Linked DNA regions of Homo sapiens: region 2 is linked to region 1. Evidence: chromatin loops called from intact Hi-C (ENCODE). Cell type or tissue: MCF 10A. All regions are shown on one strand. Each heading gives the region's core, and the rest is flanking DNA. Links, peaks and the distances in the headings are about the cores only. Region 1 has its middle 120 kb from the start of CAND1. Region 2 has its middle 230 kb from the start of CAND1.

The links. Hi-C counts contacts between places; a loop is a spot of excess contacts. Peaks named below come from ENCODE experiments on the same cell type or tissue, not always from the same donor. Only the 100,000 strongest peaks of a DNase experiment are listed, where the experiment ranks them.
Region 2: a loop joins it to region 1, with 2.3 times the contacts of the local background. A loop is called at or near these places in 1 of 110 quality-filtered maps.

The regions. Positions count from the first base shown.
Region 1 is chr12:67,142,789-67,147,197 of GRCh38, forward strand. No RefSeq gene overlaps it. Among named protein-coding and RNA genes, the nearest start is that of CAND1, 120 kb to the right of the region's middle. In MCF 10A, for the core only: no CTCF peak of the experiment used is centred there; no DNase peak of the experiment used is centred there.
Region 2 is chr12:67,032,324-67,036,732 of GRCh38, forward strand. It overlaps a transcript of GRIP1 not described here. Among named protein-coding and RNA genes, the nearest start is that of CAND1, 230 kb to the right of the region's middle. In MCF 10A, for the core only: no CTCF peak of the experiment used is centred there; DNase peaks (open chromatin) are centred at 1,998 and 2,288.

The DNA.
Region 1 (4,409 bases), core at 341-4,340:
ATAAGCCTCCTATAGCAAAGCTATCCTGTATGAGAAGCTTTGAGGGTTTTTGTGGTTGTCCCATTTATTTAGGTAAATCAAATCAATTTTCGATGCTCATGGAAGATCTCCTCCTAGGAGAAATGTGATGCAAATGTAAAAAGCCATGGTTTTTCACAACTGTCACATAAAATTCTGTCTTTTGTATGCATGTCAGAGTTATAAAATTATAGCTAAACATGGATATAGGACTGAATTCATTCAACATGACTTGTGTAGAGAGGATGTTATTAGATAAGACAGACACATGTACTCTGTAAGAACTCTATGCTCTAAAATTACTGTTTTCAAGTATCTCAAACTACCTTCAAGAAGTAACATTCTCATAACTTGCATTTTTGGCAGGGCTTTTTTAAGTTCGTAAATGATTAAACATGGAATATTTTTTATAATATTTTGTAAAGATGGAGACTGTATTTACATTTATGCCATACTTTCATTAGCTCTAGAGTGGTATGACTGTCTTCAAAATGATAAATTTCAAAGTGTTACTTGCTTACCACAGCATTTTGGATAGAAATTGAGGAGGAGAGGCTATATTATTCAATAGAAGCTTGGAAATAGAAAGCTTAGTTCTCTCAAACAGTACATGTATAGGTGTGGGGTAAGCTGGGAATTCGGTCATCATATGGATGTGGAGGGAACCCCTTGCTTCCCTCTATATTGTCAGTACTGAGAGAAATGTCCAGCTACATTCAAGGACAACAGTGCAGTTTTCTGAGAAGAAAGTGAGAAGCAACATCAACAACACCAGGCATGGAATTTTAGATCCTTATTAGCAATGGCAGCCTGAAATAGTCATTTAACTTCTAAGTATATTGATGATAATGATAATGCTCTGGCTCTCTCTGAAGGTTTTTATGAGTATCAAAGGGGCTAACGTTCGTGAAAGTGCTTCATAAACTACAAACTACTATATAAATGTATTTTTGTATGAAAGAAAGACCTGGCTGGGTATACTGGGGTCAAGGTTAAGAATTCAGACAACTTTCAGTATAACTGACAGGGAGCCCTGTGTGTTTGTTTAATTCTGCTCTTTCAGAATTTTATATATATAATGTCTTAGTTTGTTTGGGCTGCTATAACAGAAATACCTTAAACTGGGCAATTTATGAATAATAGAAATTTATTTCTCACAGTTATGGAGGCTAGGAAGTCCAAGATTAAGTCTCCCGCAGATCTGGTGTCTGGTGAGGGCTTGCTCTCTCTTCCAAGATGGCGCTTTCTTGCTGCATCCTCACCTGAAGGAAGGGAGGAATGTGGTATTTTCACATGGCAGAAGGGCAAAAAATGCAACAGGTACAAGCTTGCTGCCTCAAGCCTTTTTATAAGAGCACGAATATCATCCATAAGGGCAGTGCCCTCATGGCCTAATCATCTTGTAAAGGCCCTCCCTCTTAATACTGTTGCATTGGGGATTAAGTTTCAACATGAATTTTGGACATTCAAACCATAGTATGTATGTGTGTAGAGATATATATATATATATCTGTTCTTTGAAAAGGCTAGACTCAAGATACCCCAGTAACAATGAGCACAACTAGGGTCCAAATTTAATTTCTAATATCATTTTCCACTAAAAGGAACCAGGATACTTTGGAGAGATGGCTGATTTCAGAACTAGGGCAGAGAAAATAAAATGTAAGCCTGGTACATCTTATGTGAGAAGGTAAGGAAGTAATTACGAGCCTTGTCAAAAGGACACAGAGGCAGCTTGAAGGGACTTCCACTAGCCAAATTTGGGTAAATTGATCATCAAAATAATTAAAGAAAATGTACTATCAGTCATTGAAAAACCATTCGTTGATATTGATAATACATAGATAAATGGGGAAGAAGGAAAACATGCTCTAAAGCCCATTATTGAGAAAATTGACAAAATTGGAATATGAACTGTAGATTAGATTATTGCATTCATGTTAAGTTTCTGGAATTTGTTAATTGTACTGTGGTTATGTAAGGATATATTTCCTGAGGAAAAACACACTGAAGCATGAAGGGTTAAAAGGCATGGTTTATACAACCTACTCTCTCTCAGTTCATATATATGTGCACATACATATATATACACATATGCGCATATATATATATATATATATGTACATGAAAGAGCCTGAAGTGTTCTATTAGAAAAGCATGGACATGGGTTTGTTTCTTGGTTTTAACACTTATTCACTGCTTTAATTTTTCCCCTTTCTGTTTCTTCTTCTGCAACCAAAGTACAAAGGGGCAGGTAAAATGGAGGCATAAGAGGTAAAGGGGGTCTATATAGAGGAAAAATTCTCTTTAGATAAACTTTTTTTTTTTGAGACAGAGTCATGCTCTGTCGACAGGCTGGAGTGCAGTGGCGCAAACTTGGCTCACTGTAACCTCCGTTTCCTGGGTTCAAGTGATTCTCCTGCCTCAGCCTCCCGAGTAGCTGGGACTACAGGCATGCGCCACCACACCCAGCTAATTTTGTATTTTTAGTAGAGATGGGGTTTCTGCATGTTGGTCAGGCTGGTCTCGAACTCCCGGCCTCAGGTGATCCACCCACCTTGGCCTCCCAAATTGCTGGGGTTACATGTGTGAGCCACAGTGCCCGGTCTAGGTAAACTTTTAAAGTATAATAGTCATACATAAAAGTACACACTCAATAAGTGTATAACTTGATGAATTATCAAAAAGTAAACCACCCACGTGTCGCAGCATCCACATCAAGAAATAGCAGGTAACATCACCAGCTTCCCAGAAGCCACTATTTTGCACTCATCCAATCGCTGCCCCAACAAGAATAACTACCACCCTGACTTCTAACAGGATAGGTTAGTATTGCCTGTTTATGAACTTTATATAAACTATATAAACTACTAACTTCTTTCTCTCCACGTTACGTTTGTAACTTCCATGTTGTGTGAACTTGTGGCTCATTTATTTCTTTGCTGCATAGCACTGTGTTTATACACAAACTACAATTTGTTCTTCATTTTAGTGATGATGGATATTGGGTTGTTTCCTGTCTGGGACTATTGCAAATAGTGTAACTAAGGACAGTTTTGGACATGTCTTTTGGTAAACATATGCATTTATTTTAGTCATATACCTAGGCTAAGATTGCTGAGTCATAGGATGGACACACACACACACACACACACACACACACACACGAGTGGGTTCTCGAATAATGTTGTTTCATTCTACATCATTTTGTTATAATTTTTTTTGACACAGAGTCTCTCTGTGTCACCCAGGCTGGAGTGCAGTGGTGTGACCTTGGCTCACTGCAACCTCTACCTCCCAGGTTCAAGCAATTCTCCTGCCTCAACCTCCTGAGTAGCTGGGATTGCAGGTGCATGCCATCATGCCCGGCTAATTTTTGTATTTTTAGTAGAGATGGGGTTTCACCATGTTGTCCAGGCTGGTCTCGAATTCCTGAACTCAAGTGCTCCACCCACCTCAGCCTCCCAAAGTGTCGGGATTACAGGCATTTTGTTATAATGTTGATGAGAAAAAAAGTAGATTCCTGGTTGGGGCCACTGTCTGTGTAAAGTCTGCATGTCCTCTTTACATTTATCTGGGTGTTTTCCAGGTACTCTGATTTCCTCCCACATCCCAAAGATGTGCACATTCAGTGAACCAGTGTTTCCACATAGTCCCAGTCTGGGTAAGCGTGTGTGTGTGTGTGTGTGTGTGTGTGTGTGTGTGAGAGAGAGAGAGAGAGAGAGAGAGAGAAAGAGAGAAAGAGAGAGTGTGTGCCCTGCGATGGAATGGTGTTCTGTCCAGGGTTGGCTCCCACCTGCACCCTGAGTTGCAGGGATGGGCTCTGGCCACCCATGACCCTGACCTGGAATAGTGATTGGAAAATGAATGACTGAATTGAATGAATACAAATTGTTGTCAAATAAAAATTTGTCAAGTATATGATAATCATACAAATGCATGGCAATAAAGGATGTGGTATAAAAGTGCTCAGTGAGTCTGCCATGTTTGTTATTGTTTGTTTTTGAACTGCATTGATGTGCTATTACTATTTTTACTTTGCAAAGAGGTGGTGTGTCCTTGATTTGACCCACCACCACTAAAACTGCCATCAGTCACTGATTCACCAAAAGTTAGGTAAATAATTCTCTTACTTGTTTTTATTAATCTTTCTTAAATGTATGTAGAGCTCCCATTTATTTCAATGTTTAATATTGAAAATCTCTTGGGTCTTTCTTTAGAAATTTAATGATGTTTTTGTGACCAGAAATATGTGGCAGGAACTTAACTCTTGCTTATATCAATTAGCCTGTGGTGAAATTGGTTTTCTTATATGTCATTTCACTTAAAGTCACAGTTTCTAAGAAACTATCAGTGATGTTAAGTGAGCATTTACTATGCGTGTGTGTGTG
Region 2 (4,409 bases), core at 71-4,070, 110 kb before region 1:
CAACAAATATTTGTTAAAATGCCTAGGAAAATCTATTGCCTTTATGCTTCTTCCCCAACTGTCTCTAATTTCCTTACTCTTACCTACAATAATAGACCCTCTTTAATGTTGTTAAATACTTATTCATTCTAATATTTCAAATCAAATTAACCTAAAAGGAGTTTTTGTTCCTAATTTTTTCCCCTACTTCTTTCTGAATATCTATACCAGGAATTCTCAACCTCAGCACTACTGACATTTTGGGCCAGATAATTCTTTGTTGATGGGGAAAGGGACTTTCCTTTGCACTATAGGACATTTAACAGCATCTCTGACTCCTACCCACTAAATGCAGTCACATGCTCAGTTGCGACAACCAAAAATGTCTCTAGACATTACCAAATATACCTTGGGGGTGCAAGATGTTGGGGAGTTGCCTCTGGTTGAAAAGCACAGATCTCAATCAGAACTGTCACATCAAAATATAATGAAAGGTTCAAATGGAAGCAACACGTATAATCTTAAATATTTCAGGAGCTACATTAAAAAGATAACAAGAAGCAGATTAGTTTTAATATTTTATTTAACATTTCCAAAATATTATCATTTTAACAGGTAACCAATATAAAAATGATTATTTAAATAATTTACATTATTTTTTCTTACTAGTCTTTGAAATTCAATGTGCATTTTATATGTACAGCACATGTCAGTTCAAACTAGTCACATTTCAATTTCTTAATAGCAATATGTGGCTAGTAGCAATGGGTATGGGTTGGACAGCTCAGATCCAGACAGTTTTTCCTAGGCTGAGAACTCACTTTTCAAGAAAAATAAAGAAACCTCTTTCTTGCCGCCTAATTATTCCTAGCTATATATAATCAAACATAGTGAGATTCAGGAGGAGACATAAACCCAGAAATTTCCAATGTGATGGGTGGTAGGAGACCTGGGATCAAAGACTACATGTATATATATATATATATATATAAAGACAAATTAAGAAATGGCTGTAAGAGAATTCTACTCCACTTGCTCTGCATATTTGATCATTAGGTCATATAGAGATGTCAGGTTTTACTTTCTGTCCACACCCAAAATTCTCATCCCAGTAATAATATACATCTATATACCTACACAAGGAGTTCTCACAGTGTGTACAAAAACAAAGTAATGTTCATTCAGTATGTACCTCTCTCAAGCTTCCCCTAGGTCACACATCACAGAAGTAGCAAAGAAATGTATTCCAATCTTCTCATTCTAACCCCTTCACTCTCCAAATGACGAAACTGGAGTCTAAAACAAGACTGAAAACTGGCCTGAGATTCAGAGCTCATCAATGGAATTTTAAGACAGAATCCAAGTTCTCCAAGTCCTGGTACCAAGTTCTCTCACCCACCCCATCCTAGCTGTGCAACTTTCAAAGAGTAACTTCACCTCCTGAACCATTGGTTGTCTCATATCTATAACACAAGCAATGATACCTGCTTTGTACATTGTTGTGAGAATTACTTTAACTGAATTAATATATGTAAAAATATCAGGCACAGTGTTCCTGCCATCCTAAATGTTTGTTGAATCTGAAAAGAGTAGCACATAATACAGCCAGGAAAAGATAGAAAGCAACTTGGAGATTTATTTTAATCTGTGCTTACCCCTCAGGAGTTCTAAGCCTAATCTATCAAGGCTGATGAAAAACTTAAATTGTTATTTAAAGGCTGTAAAGAAATGATTGTAAGACCCCTCTCAGTAACACATTCCAATAAGGGACAACACTCTTAATTCAAAACTTTTCCTATATGTTTTCAGGCAAGTCAAACTTTTCAGTCAATGTTTCAAGAACCAACAAAGAACTTAATTATTAGCTTCAAACCACCTGGGCAAAAGGAACCTGCTGGAGGGCACATGTCAATCTTAAAGGAAAAATTCCCTTTACCTAGAACTGGGTTAGAGTCATAGCCTGCTTCCTGTACTGAAACTCACCAGGGGACGAAGGAATGACTTCTATTTCCTAATCATAGTTTGCATGGCTTAACGACAGGGATAAGTTCTACGAAATGCATTGTTGTGCAAACATCATAGAGTGCATTTACATAAACCTAGATGGTATGGCCTGCTACACACCTAGGCTACAAACCCATACAGCCTGTTACAGTATAGAATACTGTAAGCAACCATAACATAATGCTAAGTATTTGTGTATCTAAACATAGAAAAGGTACAATATAAATAGAATATAAAAGATAAAAAAAATGGAACACCTATGTAAGGCACTTGCCATGAATGGTGCTTGCAGGACGGGGCCTTGAGCCAGGTGACTCAGTGAGTAAATGATGAGTGAATGTGAAAGCCTAGAACACGACTGTACATTTTTAACACAACTGGCAGAGCAGTAGGTTTGTTTACACCAGCATCACAACAAACACGAGTAACCCACTGTGCTATGATGCTCTGACAGCTACAACAGCCCTAGGCAACAGGAATTTTTCAGCTCCATTATGACCTTGTGGGACCACCATTGTTTATGCGGTCTGTCACTGACCAAAACCTCATTATGCAGCACATGACTGCATTCCACCTTTGCCGGTTTGGGTAATAGGAAGGCCTAATGTGCCAATAATATAAAAAACCAATTTGTCCAAATTTGAACTTTCTCAAAAAAAGCACAAATCCATTCACTCCAGCAAATAGAGCTTGCCATTACTTTCCATGTGATAACAACATGACCCCTTCAAATATGTGAAAAGCATCATTAAATTATTCCTCAGCCTGATTTCCTTGGAAAGTTTAGGTATTAAGTTTCGGGTGCTGTGGAAAGTTGGAATTTAAAAACATCTCGTACAAGTATTCTGTTGTACTTTTGTCTGATTTGAATGTAATACCAGCCTACCACTGGATAAAGTAGAAAAAAAAACGTGTTTCCTCCATGCAGTTCCATAAAGCTCGGGCTTCGCAGAAGCTCTTTTATCTGAGGATATCCCTTTGAATTAGACACCCCCTGCCTCAGCCCCCCTCAGCAGGGTGTGCATGGGGGAGGGTTCGCAGTTTGGAATTCAGTCCCTTAAGTTAGGGAACAAAGTCTGAATCTGCCTGTCCTTCAGGACACAATGAAACAGCCAGCTGTTTACTTAGACATTTGTCTGAGTAGTATTTTATCAGGCTATTATTAGTTTTAATGTTGTAATTAGATGTGCAAATGTACCCTGAGGTATGTTTGGATGGGAACATCATACAAATCAGAATTGACAATGATGAACACAGCTGCATTTCTGCCAATGATTAGGTATTTAAATAAGTGCTCATGATGCGTTTGCAGGAAAATGTGATTCCATGGAGTGGAGAGGTTAGCAATGATATGAGGCTGCCAAGAAGACATCAAAAATACATAAAAACAAAAGAGAGAGAGAATAAATTAGATTCCACTTGGAAATTGGAAACTAACTTCTCTAACTACCATATCTAAAATAGCCTCTCCTCCATTATTATTCCCTAACCTAGTCTTTATATTCTACACATCATTTATCTCATCCTGACAAACTATCTATTTACGTGCATTTTTAACTTCTTAGTGCTGTACCTCCTTCCCAAAGAGTAAGCACTAAAAAGTGAGGAAAAATGCTACACCCTCAGCACTAGAGCAGCACCCAGTTCCCCCACAGAATACATTCTAAAAAAGTATCGCTGAATAAATAAATCAGTTGCAACATGCACTGGAAGGTTGATGTAAATATGACTTCTCTTCATCTAAAATTTACATCAAAATTGTTTAATATTTACAGTGGGATGACATCAGGTTCATCACCATTGTTTCACCATTGCAACCAGAGGCTTGGGTTGGGTAGGTGATATATCCAGAGTCTTAAAATTAGCTTGAACTCATCGACAAAAAAACTTAGTAGCCGAGTTTGCATTTCACGATAACTTTTACTTTTATGAGGGTAACCATTCTGAGAATAGATCACAGTTCTTTCCTACTTACCTTAACTGCTTCTAAATGAGTATAATCATAAATAATAATACAGAATAAGGATGTCTTTTTTTTTTTTTAGACTGAGTCTCACTCTGTCACCCAGGCTGGAGTGCAATGAGATCTCGGCTCACTGCAACCTCTGCCTCCCAAGTTCAAGAGATTCTCCTACCTCAGCCTCCCAAGTAGCTGGGATTACAGGTGCCCACCACTATGCCTGGCTTTTTTTTCTTGTATTTTTATTAGAGACAGGGTTTCATCATGTTGGCCAGGCTGGCTTCGAACTCCTGACCTCAAGTGATCTGCCTGCCTCTGCCTCCCAAAGTGCTGGGATTACAGGCGTGAGCCACCGCACCCAGCCAGAATAAGGATGTCAACACTTTTGTACCTTCATAGCCCTCCTTGTTGTGGCTTCACAATTAAATCTCTTTAATACACTGCTGGCCCCTAAAATCCTCCACTC